Regions from separate parts of the Mus musculus genome. Here region 1 is linked to region 2. Evidence: chromatin contacts called from ENCODE Hi-C data. All regions are on one chromosome and are shown on one strand. Each heading gives the region's core, a stretch centred on a gene start or an enhancer-like site at or near the end of the contact. The rest is flanking DNA. Distances are from core to core; before and after follow the strand shown. Region 1 holds the start of Fastkd3 (FAST kinase domains 3). Region 2 holds the start of Adcy2 (adenylate cyclase 2).

What was found. A loop is a pair of places that touch in the nucleus more often than their neighbours do.
Region 1: a loop to region 2 is called in a map of gastrocnemius, with 2.8 times the contacts of the local background. The contact joins the promoter of Fastkd3 here to the promoter of Adcy2 in region 2. A Hi-C loop is called at or near these places in 3 of 37 maps with a recorded cell type or tissue (gastrocnemius, heart and mouse trophoblast stem cell).

The regions. Positions count from the first base shown.
Region 1 is chr13:68,578,135-68,585,735 of GRCm38, reverse strand. Fastkd3 (FAST kinase domains 3) reads right to left here and starts at 3,526. Exons shown (of 7, transcript NM_027123.5): 1 at 3,386-3,526; 2 at 734-2,197; 3 at 473-558. The coding sequence starts at 2,174. It overlaps Mtrr (5-methyltetrahydrofolate-homocysteine methyltransferase reductase), which reads left to right and starts at 3,567. Exons shown (of 15, transcript NM_172480.3): 1 at 3,567-3,671; 2 at 5,021-5,185; 3 at 6,040-6,193. The coding sequence starts at 5,057.
Region 2 is chr13:68,994,339-69,001,141 of GRCm38, reverse strand. It overlaps Adcy2 (adenylate cyclase 2), which reads left to right and starts at 1,601. Exons shown (of 25, transcript NM_153534.2): 1 at 1,601-2,068. The coding sequence starts at 1,847. It overlaps Gm35161 (a long non-coding RNA gene), which reads right to left and starts at 1,597. Exons shown (of 5, transcript XR_873632.3): 1 at 477-1,597.

The DNA of each region.
Region 1 (7,601 bases), core at 2,277-4,776, 420 kb after region 2:
CAGAGGGGCAGGGGTGTGAGCCAGCCCTGGGGGATGCCAATTCTAACTCTACAGGAGCTTTGTGAGTTAGGAGAACAGGCCGTGTGGAAAAGGCAAGCGCCAGCTGAACTAGGGCAACCTGCTGGGCGTGGCTAAGGAGACACTCAGCAGTCACTCTGCCTCTGTCCAGTCTAGAGTAACACAGCAGTGACGTGAATGCGAGAGCCTGCTGGGAAATCTGTCATAGTGAATCTCTCTTGTCTGATGAAGTCTAAGGAACTACACGGCCAGAAACCCATCTTCTAGGACAAGAATGAGGAAAGGGAACGGGGGTGGGTGGGAGGAAACAGGACAAAAGATGTCTGGGACCAATCCAGCCTATGAGAAAGCTCTGCTCTTTGGGACCAACATCAAAGGAAATTGAAGATGTTTAGTGCACAAAAGATGAGCATCCTGGGGACATAAGTCACACCACTCGTGTTTCTGTTCTCACCTTATAGAACGGACACTCTAGGACGGAGGTTAGGAAAAGTTGGGTCAGCTGTGCCAGGCTCAATCTGTCCAAATATGACTCTTTACCTGGGGAAAAAAAAAACAACTATTGGCTTGGAATGTTGGCATGTAAATGAGGGATTATAATTATAAAACCACCCAGCTACTTCCGGAGCAAGCAGTCTGAAACGACACTGGAGCTCTCAGTGTAAGCAGTGCCTGACCACATCCCAAGTTATACATCACTTCTTAACCGCCTCACCTTGCAGCCGCTGAAGGAAAAAGGGGCTGAATAGTTTTGACATGAAGTTGACGGGATGTCGCTCAATCAGCGCACATGAATGAAGGAGCCTCAGTAGCATCTTTGGTGGGAAGTGATGTAAACGGGCACAGAGCACATTTTCTACCTTCCTAAACAGGGCAGGGGCGTTTGGTGGCACGTAATTGAGCTTTCCAAATGGCTCAATTAGCTCGGCAATCTGACTAGGTGAAAGTCTGTCCCACTGGCAAACAACGATCTCTGAGACTACGTCGAAGATGGGCTTGGAGAGAATCCGTTTCCTGCTGCAGTACCCCATCACGGAGCTGGCCACAGCGGGGTCCAGGGAGAAGCACAGGGCGGACACATGTTGCTCTAAGGCCTCTGTGAAGAACCTGTCACTGTGTCCGAAATAGACAAACGCCTCCAAGACCTTCCTGAGCTCTTCGTTGGTAAAACGGGGGATGTATCTCACAACGTACTTGCCCAGCTTTATAAGCAGTGGGAGTGCGTGAGTCTGGTCCAGGGCCACTAAGGCGGTGAGGACATGGCTAATGGATTTAGGGCTCAGGTAGGGAACTACTGAAATGGAGAAGTTGTTTAATGTGTTTAAGAACATCTGGTGTTTGTCTACTTCTTCAGGACACACCTGCAGAATCCTATAAACGGACGTGATCTCCTCTGGAGCAAATGTTTCCACACTTTTACTTTGAAGTTGACGGACAACCAGCTTCAGGGTCTCACAACTCGCACCTTGAAGCATGGCCAGACTTTCCCCAAGGACACAAAGATGGTGGACTTCGAGGTTGCCTCTTTGGAGACGACGTTGGCATTCTGCCACCAGGCTCAGCATCAGGCTACTTTGAGGATCTGCAGGCAACAACGTAAGCAGAGATTGCAAAGCTGTCACCAAACCAGCATTGGTCAGGTGTGAGGGGTCTCGCTCACACCGGAGGCAAAGAGCCTGGAAGGCACGGTTCTCCAGCACTCCTTCTGGCAGCCTTTGCTCACCATCCCTCCTCCCTATCTCACAGATCCTGAGTAGAGCTGCCATTGCCAGAGGGACAGGCAGGGTGTCCAGGGCACTTATGAAACTCAGCACTTCCTCAAAGGAAGTGAAGTAGCTTAGTCTCCTGAAAAGCATCTCTTCATCCTCGTTTTGAAGACTCTGTCCTGGCTGGTTCCATTCCTGCGCCTGGGAGGACCATGGCTCGCCCACGGGATGAAAGTCATTTCCCTTTTCTGAGTGGAAGTTTTTACAGTATGCGTGATGGAATCTGACCCTGAACAGCTCAGGTTGTAGGGAGCAGAAGCACACACTCAGGCGATCTGTGACTGCCTTTGGGGCATGACTGGCAGGGTGAATTTTCAGAGCAACCACAGCTCCAGGTATCCAAAGAATGGACTTATGACAAAAGGCCCTCCGCAGGGTGATGAACGCCATGCCATAGAATTCACAACATGTGACTTAGCATAAGAAAAACAAAAACAAAAACCATGGTCAAATGCTGAGAAAGACAACACCAACGCTACGAAACTAAGAATGAGTATCCCATGACAAAGATTAAAAAAAAAAAAGAACCTTGCAAAAATATTTTAAAAACCAAGGTTTACTTTTCCCACCGAGCCAGGAAACAAGAGAAAGCCTGGGAAGGGGGTCCCCACTCTCCTGGTCCTGATTGCCACACCCAATTGGCTGACACCCAACAGTTGCACCATAACTAGACAAGGCACCGGTAGAAGACATGCACACCCCTTTCTAGGCAGTGTCACTAGGTTTTTTTTTTTAAATGAACTATGCCTTATATCTAAACTCCTTGAGTCCTATGTGTATGTAAGGATCTCAGATTAATGTTTTACCACAACGTAATTCCTCTTCAAAGGCCATGTTCTATGGACAAAGTGAAGGGTGTGCACCAAGGCATGTCTCCTTTAATATGTTTAAAGTTGGCTGCTGATTAAATAGCCCCCCAAACCCCATAATCCTATACATAAGTTACTACTCAGGCTTTCAGGCTTACGCGTCTCTTCAGTTTTCAAAAAAGGCTATTTTTTGAGTAATCAGAACTCATTGACCTTGCTGCGCTCTGGCTCATTCTGAAATTTCTTTTCAGTGGCCCTTGAACACCTTAGTGTTGTCGGGTAGACTGAAGCATCATAGGGCTGACTTCCTGTGGCTTCACTGTGTCTGGGCGAGATGCTGGCTCCTAACCCTAACTGCGATCGCTGCCCAGCCCTTACTTTAAGTCCTGCCTATGGGCTAGGTTACTGTAATTCAGTTCGTCTGGTTGACGCTTTTCCCGCTAAGGACCCTGCAGCCCAAGGAAACCACCTCTGTGTACAGTGAAGCTGGGCGCGAAGAGGAAGAGCTGGAATTCAGATTCTACCTCCAAATCTCGACACTCACGTGATGGGGAAAGGGAACGTCAATGTTGATAATTGCGAGAGAGGAGGAGCAGCCGACAAGATTCAAACTCCGGGTATGAGCCGGGCAAAGCATGGTAATTCGCGCTGAGAAGCTGGGCTGGGGCTCACGCACAATCACAGAAAAGCAAGCGGAGCAGGGCAACGGCGGAGGCAGGCGCCGCGCGACCGGACCGGAGCCCACGGAGCACGAGTGGGGAAGCCCGGGGGTCCTAATCCCGAGACACTTACCGAGCGGCTCCAAGCCGCACCCGGGACAGGACAGACACGGAGCTTCCGAGCCCTGGGAGCGTCCGTACACGGACGCTGCCCCTTACCTGGAGAACATTCCGGCGCGTGCGCGGCACTAAGGCCACCCACCCACCCACATCCGGCGATCAGCGATTGGCCCAGGTCCGCCCGCATGTCTGTTGGCGGTCGTGCGGAGCATGCGTGCTGTGCCGCGCGCGTGCGCAGTGCTCCCGGACTGTGCCTGTCGGAGGAGAACGGGGTTCCGCGCGGGAATTCGCGCCTGGAGGTATTCGGCGGGGGACGGCGGGAGCGACGGAAGCGGTGGGGGAGCCGGGACTCGCGCCTGCGCAGTGGGGATGAGCCGCTGAGTTTTCCGGACCGCGGTGGGGTTCACGGGGAGCACTTGGGAGGCGGACCGCGGTGGGGTTCACGGGGAGCACTTGGGAGGAGTCGGCTCCGCCACCTTTCCCAAAACCTCGTGAGCTCGCACGTGTCACCCATTGGTCCTGTCGAGTCTGTGGCAGTGCTTCCCGATGAACCTTTGAAGGGTTTGTGTCCTAGCTCCCCAGCGGATAAGCCACAAGTGCTTAGAAACTAACTAGAGTTGATTCACTCAGGAAAAGATAATTTTATATAGGCCGGCTACCACTCAGCGTTAGCCACTGGATAGAATGGCGGAGTGTGGAATCCCAGAGCCCTTTATCTTCTTTTTCTCTTGGTTATCTCCGGGGTAAGGCATGAATTAGAAATACCGTCTCTGTGTAAAGTCCATGTACGCTGACTACTGATAGATGCAATGATGCCATCTTTGATGACGACCAGTGCTTTGATTAGGATCTAGCAGGAAACACGAACTCCCCAGTTTCACGTGAACATTGTACAGTTACAGTTTTGGTTTTTTAAAGATTACTTATTTATTTTATATATATGAGTATACTGTGGCTGTACTGATGGTTGTGAACCATCATGTCGTTTCTGGGACTTTGAATTCAGAACCTTTACTTGCTCCGGAGGATCCTGCTCGCTCCAGCCTAAAGGTTTATTTATTATTATATGTAAGTACACTGTAGCTGTCTTCAGAGGCACCAGAAGAGGGCGTCAGATCTCATTAGGGATGGTTGTGAGCTACCATGTGATTGCTGGGATTTGAACTCAGAACCTTGGGAAGAGCAGTCAGTGGTCTCTTAACTGCTGAGTTACAGTTTGTTTTTGTTTTTTGTTTTTGTTTTTTGTTTTTTTTTTGCTTTGTTTTTAAACGGCAGAAACAATAGCCTTTGTAAGCGACACTGTGTTTGAGCATGGCTTAGCCCCTTCACCATTCAGGCTTATGATCCTAATTCAGAGTACAAATGGGCAGAAAGGCAGATCACTCCTATAGTTAGGCACTAATGAATGACAGACACTTGCAAGACCCAACAGTAGCTAGAAATCAAGAGTGGGTTTCACGCCATCAGGGACAATTCAAAAACGTCACTTTTGTATACCTCCTGTCTTAATTCTCTCATACTGCGATTCGTTTAAAATCAGTGCTAAGGAACAAGTTTAGAGAAGGCTGTTTGAAATTATGTTTGGGTGTCCTGCGGGCTACCTGCTTCATTAAACAGTGTACCCCTTTCTTCCTTTTGTGGTTTTTAGTCTCACTGTTAGAGTTGCAGCTGATGACCTGAGGTGATGAGAAGGTTTTTGTTACTTTATGCTACACAGCGAGGACAGGCAAAGGCCATAGCAGAAGAAATAAGTGAGCAGGCTGTGTCACACGGGTTTTCCGCAGATCTTCACTGTATCAGTGAGTCAGAAAAGGTAAGAGCAGCTATTCCTGTGCATTTTCCTGTACTTTGTTGTGGAATGAGGCAGTATACCCATTTTTTGTTGCAGGGGGTTTGCCCAAGCTAGCCTTGAACTCACATTGTAGCTTTGGAGAAATGAACTTTGGATCCTCCTGCCAACTAGCTGAGTCTAAACACAGAATTATACATTTGAATTAGGTTTAAAAAAAACCTCACAGCCTCATTGCACTGCAGCCCATCTTCACTAGGATAGCTCCTGTTGCTCCTCGGTTCTTTCATTGTTTTAAAGTGTGTTTGTTTATTGGGACAGAACAGGGCTCTTTGTAGACCAGGCTGGCCTTGAACTCTAGAGAGCCACGGGCCTCTTTTATCTTTGTTTCTGCCTCACCTTGACCCTGTAAAACCCCTTTGCTCATGTTACTTGTGTGTGTGTGTGTGTGTGTGTGTGTGTGTATGTGTGTGTGCATATACCTACCCATGTACTGCCTTGCTGCTCAGCGTGTCCCTTGACAGATAATGGGCCTGTTTACTTCTCATGTTTTCCTGAAATACAGAATTCGATAACAGTCTGGGGGTAGATGGGGCTTTTCTTGTGTGCCATGTGGAGGGAAAAGTGTTAAACTCTTCTGACCTCCTGGTGCCATCAGCGAAAGTGAACTAGCCTTTGAGTTACTGGGCAGCGTTATTGAGGCATCTAGTCACAGCACTGTTGACCAGGATATGTTTACGGTAACTCGGCCAGAAGAAAAATTAGAAGGAAGCATGCAAGACAGGAGAGTGGGTTCATTGCCTCCAGTTGCTTTGTCTTGATCTTGCCAGCGTGTTAAATCACAAATCTGCACTACTTACTGCATCCTTGTTTTGTAGTATGATCTGAAAACAGAAACTGGCCCTCTGGTGATGGTTGTATCTACCACGGGTACAGGAGACCCACCTGACACAGCCCGGAAGTTTGTTAAAGAAATACACAACAAGACACTCCCCACGGACTATTTTGCTCACCTGCAATATGGATTATTGGGTAACTGACTGTTTCCCTTCTACTATATGCAGTTACTACTTTGATATATGAATATATCTTTCAAAATCTTGAAATAAAGTTGCATAGGCCTTTTTATTTTTATATAACTATTACATCTATGTAAAATGTAGAATTGTCAGTCATTCTCCAATTTGTCTTAATTCTCTCATACTGTGATTCGTTTAAAATCAGTGCCAAGGAACAAGTTTACCCCAGAGCAATGCTCTGATCTCTCCTCCCTCTGTCCTGGGTGTGTCTGAGGGGTCAAACCCAGGGCCTTGCAGTGAGGGGAGCACTTTACCACTTAGCCACACCCCAAACGCTGTACAGAACCTCTCCAGCAGCCTTGGAACTGTTTCAGAATGTTTACTAATGTCTAGGCCTCACTCCAAACCTTCTAAAACAGAGCAGCAGTCTTTGAAGGTGCAGACACTTGGTATATTTCATTGTTTAAGGTAACAGCAGGTCACAAAACCAAGTTATGTTCTTCGGAAATGTTCTTAATTACGTTCTCTAAGAACCTGACTTCAGCCTTGCGGTTTTCAGTCGCTAGCGCATTAGAACCCGCAAGGGAGTTTTAATAACTCCTTTACATTGACTTGCCCTGCCAGCAGTGACTCTGATATGAACAGGAAGGACCTGTTGTCAGTAGTTAGCTCAGAGTGTAATGCAGCTTGCCACCAAGGCTAATGACCTGATTTCAGTCTTCAAGAGCCACAGACCACAGATCCTGCACTTGCCCTACGTTATACCATGGTGTACACGCGCGCGCGCGCGCGCGTGTGTGTGTGTGTGTGTGTGTGTGTGTGTGTGTGTGTGTGTATGTGTGTGTATTTATATATACAGAATAGATTTTAAAAAATAGAGGGACTATCATAGAAAACTATGATAACTAGAGAGGCAGCGGGGGTCCATGTAGTCTGTGTGACTCATTTTTGATAACTATGCTTGGGAGAGTATCCAGCACAGATAACTGACACTGCTTAGATTCTCCATTCGAACCCCAGCCACAGTTTGGTGTATGTCTAAGTAGTGTTTCGGATGTTCTTCAAGCTTTCTATAAAGATGACATTGAAGCCTGACCCAGCCATTCTAGTCAGTGATGTTCCCATGTATGCTCCCACCTCACCTTCCCTCCGATGTCATGTCACGGAGACACTTTAAGTTTCCAATTCTGAATTTTCAAGTGGATGCGAAGCATTAGCTTTCTCAGCATACGAGACAGGCGCAGTTCTTTAACTGTCCTGACAGAGGCTTACTCAGCATCTGCTTGTCTTGCTGGTGTGCCAAGGCCTGCAGGTCAGAAGTGGTGAATACAGCTGGATGAAGATCAGTTTTTGAGGCTTTGTAGGTCACATGGTATCATAGCTGCTGGGTATTGTTGTGGCTTCGGAACAGCCGTGGCATG
Region 2 (6,803 bases), core at 352-2,851:
CCCTGGCTATTTATAAGTTCTATTCATTAGTGCTATTTGTTGTTGAGGCTTGCTTTCGGGATGTCTAAACACCTATACAACCTTAAAATTTATGGTTGCTGGTTCAGAAGAAAGGGCCCAGTCAATCAGAGGGTTTGAGCCTGCAGGAGAAGTTGAGGCTCCATAGAAATGTCTGGTAAAGGGTGAGGTTTTGTTTATCAGAGGTCAAGCAGGGCAGGGAGGCTCCATGACAAGCTTGGTTTCACTATTAGGGATCCATCGTGATTTCCTCCAGGACTGGGTGAGGAAAGCTGGGATGTCCTGGATTTCAAGTCAACTCTCCCATTAACTCCATCCTTGCCCTCTATCGAGGTTGAGAACACAGCTGTGTCTTCACTCTCTGGGTCCAAAAATAAAATCCCTGGAAATCCCTGGGTCTGAGACTCTGTGCATGGCCTAGGTCCAGCATTTGAGAGTCACACAGTTATTCAGCTTACCTGTTCATGCTGGCTGGCTTGCAACTCAGGTAGGCAGGCTGCTGTCAGGGAACATGCAAAGGTCTAAGGCAGTTCCGGGCTGACAGAGAATGTGGAATAGCTCTTGAGGCGGTGTTGTGTTTTGGACTCCTTAGAAAATGATTTGGGGGAGAAAAATGGCTTGTGGGTTCTTTGGATGGAAGGACAGGAAAATAGGAACCTTCTAGAAGCAGTCTTTTGAAGGTCAGTGGTTAGTCCTGTCATCTAGAAAGAACAAAGGTTGAGGTCACAACCACGAAATGCCTGCCCAGCCTGTCCACGAGGATCTAGCTAGGTCTGTCATGCTTCGTGCATTTGGTCCCCGAGAGTGTCAAGCGGCATGGGATGAGTGATTCCCAAGCCAACCTTGCCCACAGAGGATGATTCTCATTCCTTGCTCCAACTTCTGTGCCATCCCTGTCTGACTGAAAGGGTTCTGGGGAGATCTGCGATGCCAAACACAGAGGTCCATAGGGTACTTCTAAGGCGCGGAGAGCAAAGGCAGAGAAAAGGAGAGGCCCGCTGCCTGAGGACCACAGGTGTCTCCAGTCACTGTGTAATTGAGTTCGTGGGGGCCATTCTTTCAAAAGGACTCCCACAAGTCCTGGAGGGTCCTAACTCCTGCTCTGTACTGGGAGTCAAATTACAATAGAGAAAGTGAGAAAGAAGCCACATTTTGCTAAGTAGGCATACTAAAGAGGGGTGGTCAGGGATATGGGACCCCCTCTCCAGGCTGGGGGGTATTAAAGCATGGCAGCCTTTTACACTGCTGCCTTGTGAGATCATGGAGAGGCAGTGGGGACTCTGGCAGTCAGGTGGGAGACTCCAGGAGCCCAACAGTAGCCCTCAGGCTGTTCTCTGCTGTAGTGGAGAACAAGGCTGAAGCCCCAATCTGCCTGGCTGGAGTCCAAAAGCGAGAGGAGGAGGCGCCCCACTGTGCAGCCTGCGACAGGCTGGAGGGCAAGGACTCGGTCTGAAGCTTTCTCTGGAGCCCAGCCTGGCCGTCGGGGGGCGGTGGTGGGCGCGGGCCGGCGCCGCCCCTGCGCGGAGGCCGGTGCGCTGCGCGCGGGGTGGGGCGAGGCGGGCCGAGGGGCCGGGTGGCTCCCGCCCTCGCGAGCGGTGGTGGCGGCGGCGGCGCCCGGGAGCTGCCCTGAGGCCGCCCCCGGCCCCCGCCCGCGCGTCAGCGCGCCCAGCCCGGGGCTCCGAGCTCCGCCCGCGCCCGAGGCCCCTGAGCACAGCTCCGGGCGGGCAGCCGGCGGGTCGCGAAGCGCGGGGGCGGCAGGCGGTAGGTGACCACAGAGCGGCGCTGCCCGGGCAGGGCGCGCACAGCGGGCGCCCCGCGAGCCGCCCCGATGTGGCAGGAGGCGATGCGGCGGCGCCGCTACCTGCGGGACCGCGCCGAGGCGGCGGCAGCAGCGGCGGCGGGCGGCGGCGAGGGGCTGCAGCGGTCCCGGGACTGGCTCTACGAGTCCTACTACTGCATGAGCCAGCAGCACCCTCTCATCGTCTTCCTGCTGCTCATCGTCATGGGCGCCTGCCTCGCCCTGCTCGCCGTCTTCTTCGCGCTCGGGCTGGTGAGTGGCCTCCCCGTGGCTCCGAGGGGACCGCGCAGGCGACCGTGTCCCGCCCCAGGCTGCTCCTCACCCCTGTGCCCTGCCCGAGGCCGGCCTGGCTAGGGCGAGAGCTGTGGACAGAGGAAAAGTTTCCTTGGAAGGCTTTGCCCAAAATAAAGTTGCCAGGGCTTGCTCCAGGTGGACGGGCAGGGCGTGTGGGTTCAGCATCTCTGCGCCCCGTGGCCAACTCTGCGCTTTCTCCCGGCGCCGCTGCCCGCAGCAGAGGCAGTCCTCAGGCTTCCTTGGCGCGCTAGCTGCCTCCCATCCCTGTCCGCGGAACGCCCCCGGCTCTCCTCTCTGAGTTTGGTCTGGGCATCATTTAACTCTTAAAAAACAAGGTGCTTTGGGAAAGCAGTTCATGACAGCGAAAATGAAAACCAGATAATGTTGTGCATCTTGGCTTTTGAATCTTTTCGTGTTTAGCCATGTAGAGAGAAAGTGATGGAGTGTTGAGCAGATGCCCAAGCCTCATCTCCAGAGACTATAAGTGAGCTAAAAATGGAAGGGACCCTCGCTGCTTTCCCCTTTTTAGAGAAGTGCAGGACTCGATCATGGTTCCCTGCTGATGGTTAAAGCATGTTTTCACGGCTAGAAGCATTAACGCAGCTCAATAGCTGATGTCAGTTTTTCTGGTTCATAATTTTCAGTCAGGAATCTCAGGCTGGCTCCCTGGAGCCCTGTAAGGAAATCTGTAGATGGCGGTAACTTCCTCTTAGCGCTCCCTTCTCTTCAGTGTGGTTCAAACTTTTCCCCCTGACCATGATTTGCCTGTGCAGACTGTCTTGTCCGAGGCCTGGATCAGCTCGTGAGTTGTGTGGTTAGAGGATAATGCGGGATGTTTCTGCTGAACGGTGTTCCCAGAGCTTAGAATGTAAAGACATGCCTGTTTTCACCAGTCTCAAGCAGATTCAGCTCACGCTGCCTCAAGGACACAGAAACTCTGTTAGGTATTTGACAATTCGTTTTATATATCCGAACCATATGGCGCTCACATTATGAATCGGGAGGAAAAAGTTTCAGTCACGGTACAATTTTTTAAATGTCCCCCACGAGCGTGGGTCCTGTTTTCTGATTGAGTTCCATGAGGTAAGGAAAGATAATCCAACGTGGCAGACTATGACGTCACTGGCCCTCTCCAGTAGCAGGCCAAGCAGGGAGCTCCTTTGATCCTGGTAGCCTAGGTGTGAGAAGACGACAGCCCCACCCCTGCCGCACTTGCTTGTCCCTACTTATAAGACCAAAAAGAACTTAAAGAGAGATTTGGGGAAGGGGGGCGGGATCACGGGCGGGGCCAACAGTCTTTAAAGACCTCACCTCACTTTCACATTGCTGGCAAGAAAACATCACAGTTGTCCTTTGGAAACGTGTTCCTCCTAAGTGTTTCTGTTTGTGAGTAATTCAAATCCTTCTGGCTGGTTCCTTCCTAAACGGAGAGGAGCAGGTGATGGCCTATTTATAGTGCCATTAGTCTAGGGAGACAAGTGCGAAGTTCGTGTTCCCCAGGCACACTACTTTGTTTTCCAGGTTAGAACGCTCCAACTTCAACCACGTTGAATTAGGTACTCTTGAATGGGTCCGTGAGAAATTCATGCCAGGAGAACTTAAGGGACTTAAGGCTCCCTTTTCTAAGTTGCCTTTGTTCTTCCCATTTGTCCCTAAAGAGTCTCTTTTATGTTCTGTTTTGCTTAGTTGAAATGTTGGAAAGATAGCCTTTAAAAAGTCTTTGAAACCTTCATAGATAAATACCATATACAATGTATTTAATCACATCCGACTTCACTCCACTCCCTCAATCTCTCCAGAGTCTATCTCCCTCTCTTCTTTAATACCAAAAGACAAAGCAAAACAAAATAACAAAAACCTGGGGTCCATTTGTGCCGTCCATGTGTGCATAGCAGTGAGATTATACATTGGTGCATGGGAAACCACCCTTTCTTGCAGAAGCCATCAGCAGCCAACAGCTCTTCTGCTAGGGCTAGGGCCTCATGCCATTTTAAGGGGCATCATTGTATTTCCTTAGTATGCTCATCATTTCCACACCTGTCTTCATTCAGCTAAATCATTGTAACCAGAGTTGGTATTTCCTTAACTTGGCTGTCACCCAGAGCAAGATCCACACACGACATGAAATGGAGTCTGTTCCTCCATGCTCCTGGTTGGCTTCGTGCCCACTATGTAAATTTTCAGTGTAAACTGCAGACATGTTCCAGGGAGGATGCCTGGATCTAGTCCAAAGGTTACCTTCTGGTGAGGAACAGGGCTCCAGCGTTCTATGAAAGGAGAAAGGCCTGAGGGATGTGGGCACTGTCTTCCAATACCTCAACACAGGAGCAGAGACTGTGTGACCCCTAGGTTCACAAAGACTTATCTCTCTTTTGTTTCTTGAAAAATTGTAGGCAGTATCTCCACTTTCAAACAGGACCCCCCCCCACCCCGTCCAGATCTTCAAAGACAGTTAAGGTAGGAGCACCAGAGATGTGGTTAAGTTAGATGTGGTTGAGTTAGAGCCATGCTTATGTGGATGGAGATGCGGTCTTACTTCAGACTGAGCAGGCATTGACTTCTGAGGGGTCTCATCTTGGAGCACCCTCTGGAATAGCTAAACCCTCATGTGATTCAACAGTGAAATAGATCTAGGATTTTTTTTCTGCCTAAACTCTTGGATAGTTTCTTTCATTCCCATGCATCTGTCTGGTTTTGATTTCCGTCTCTCTTTCATGAGTTCTCACAGTGACAAAACGGGTGACAGTTTTCTTATACACAGCTCCTATCTTCTAGTAGATTTGGGTCACAAAATGATCCCAGGGTATTCCAAGTACATGGAAATCTTCCTGCTTTCTTTATGTGAGTTGGTCTTGGATTTATATTCAAAATGAAAAGGGTGGGGGACTAGGGATATAGCTTAGTAGGTGAAAGACTTGCGCAGCAAGGAAGCTCTGGGTGGTTCCAACCACAACACCATATTCAACAGTCATTGAGTTATATTCCTGGAATCCAGGGCTGCAGACATGAGGAAGAGTATCAGGAAATACAAGGTCATTCTCAGTGCACTGTGAGTCCCAGGTTAGTGTGAGCTACAGGAAGCCTTGTATCAAGGTATAAATGAAAGTAAATAAAGAGGGAAAATAATCATGTCTTTTGATTTAGTATTGTCTTAATTGACACTTAAACTTTTATATCACCTGATTTCAAACTGTGGTCCATTTATGGTTCTCTCATTCTGACCCTAACATTACTGGTCTTTGATGTATTTTCATTATTTCATAAAAATAAAGGTGACTTGAAACTCAACAGTATTGTATAATTGCTTGTTTTCAGTCTAAAAGCCTAAACATGAGGTTAAATGTCATTCTTGCTAAGACTTATTCTAAGATGACAAATAAAATAGAGCAATTCTTGGGATAGCTTGTATATATACATTCTGTTGATAACATGAACACTCTTTCTTTGCTTGCTGGTGAAATTTTCAATAAAAAAAACTGATTTATGGTTTTTTTGACATTGGTTTGCTGAGTCTCTACCAAGTGCCTCGTGAATGGTTGTCAGGGTGACCCTGAAAGAGAAAACTTAGACCTAATGTGACCAAAGTAAGTTGTAAATATCATGTCACTTTGATTTTTAGAGCTGGCTTTCATTACTGAATGAATGAAAACCTCCTTTCAGAACAAAATCCTCTCATTTATTATGTCCAAAATCTGCCAGCTTTTCTTAAAAATTGCCTTCATTGTTAAGAAAGGTTGACATAAATTTTGTTTGTCAAAATACCAGGTGGCTCTGGACATGTTTGTTTTGACTAAAATTTATGATCGGGAGTAGTCAGTATTTGAATGGAAATGTTATATTCTCATAAATTTAAAGTAGTCAGACATTTTAATAAAATAGGTCTTGGAACATATCCTGAAGTAAGAATATGTACTTTTATTTACTGTAAATATGTAGTATGTGCAGCTGAGCTCACGACCCACCCTCGTTTGCATGGTGAGTTAGTGCTTGCAACCAGAAGGGGCAAGTGCTTTTCACTATTCATTAATTTCCCCTGAGGGCAAATATAACAGACAATTTCTTTCATGTATTTACTGCAAAGAAATTTCATCTTTCAAAACAAAGAAACAGACAGGAGCATTAGTAGAGGGAACATGTCTTGATTGATCCAGCCTTTCGGCACCTGCTGTTGGTAGGAGAATCACCCACTTCTGAGAAGGCTGGAGTCTGGGAGGATAGACAGACACGCCCCGACTGACTAAGGAACAGAGGTTTCAGTGTGTGCTTTTTGTACTTTCAGAATTATAGGAGTCCAAGAGAAACAGAGCATTTTCCTAAGCACCAGAGCAGAGGTGGCTACAGATCCACCTTTCCAAGCATTCCTAGGCATAGAAGCAATGTTTTCTCTGCAGGTGTGTATAATTTGCAGCCAGCCAGTCACTAAGTCACTCCACTTTACATTTTACCTGTAGTCTACACAAAGGCCAAGGAAAACTCTTAAATTTGTACAGGAATGGTGGTTGTAATATAAAGAACTATGCAGGTGAAAACTGAAATGAGAAAGCAGCCCACAGATATTAACTTCTCTGTTTAAAAAATGGCAGTAGAGAAGTAAGGAGGCTTTGTGGTGCACACCTACAGTCTCAGTGCTACAGAAGACCAGAGGTCAAGGCAATCCTCGTCTGTGTTTTGAAGTTTGAAGAGCCTGTCTAGG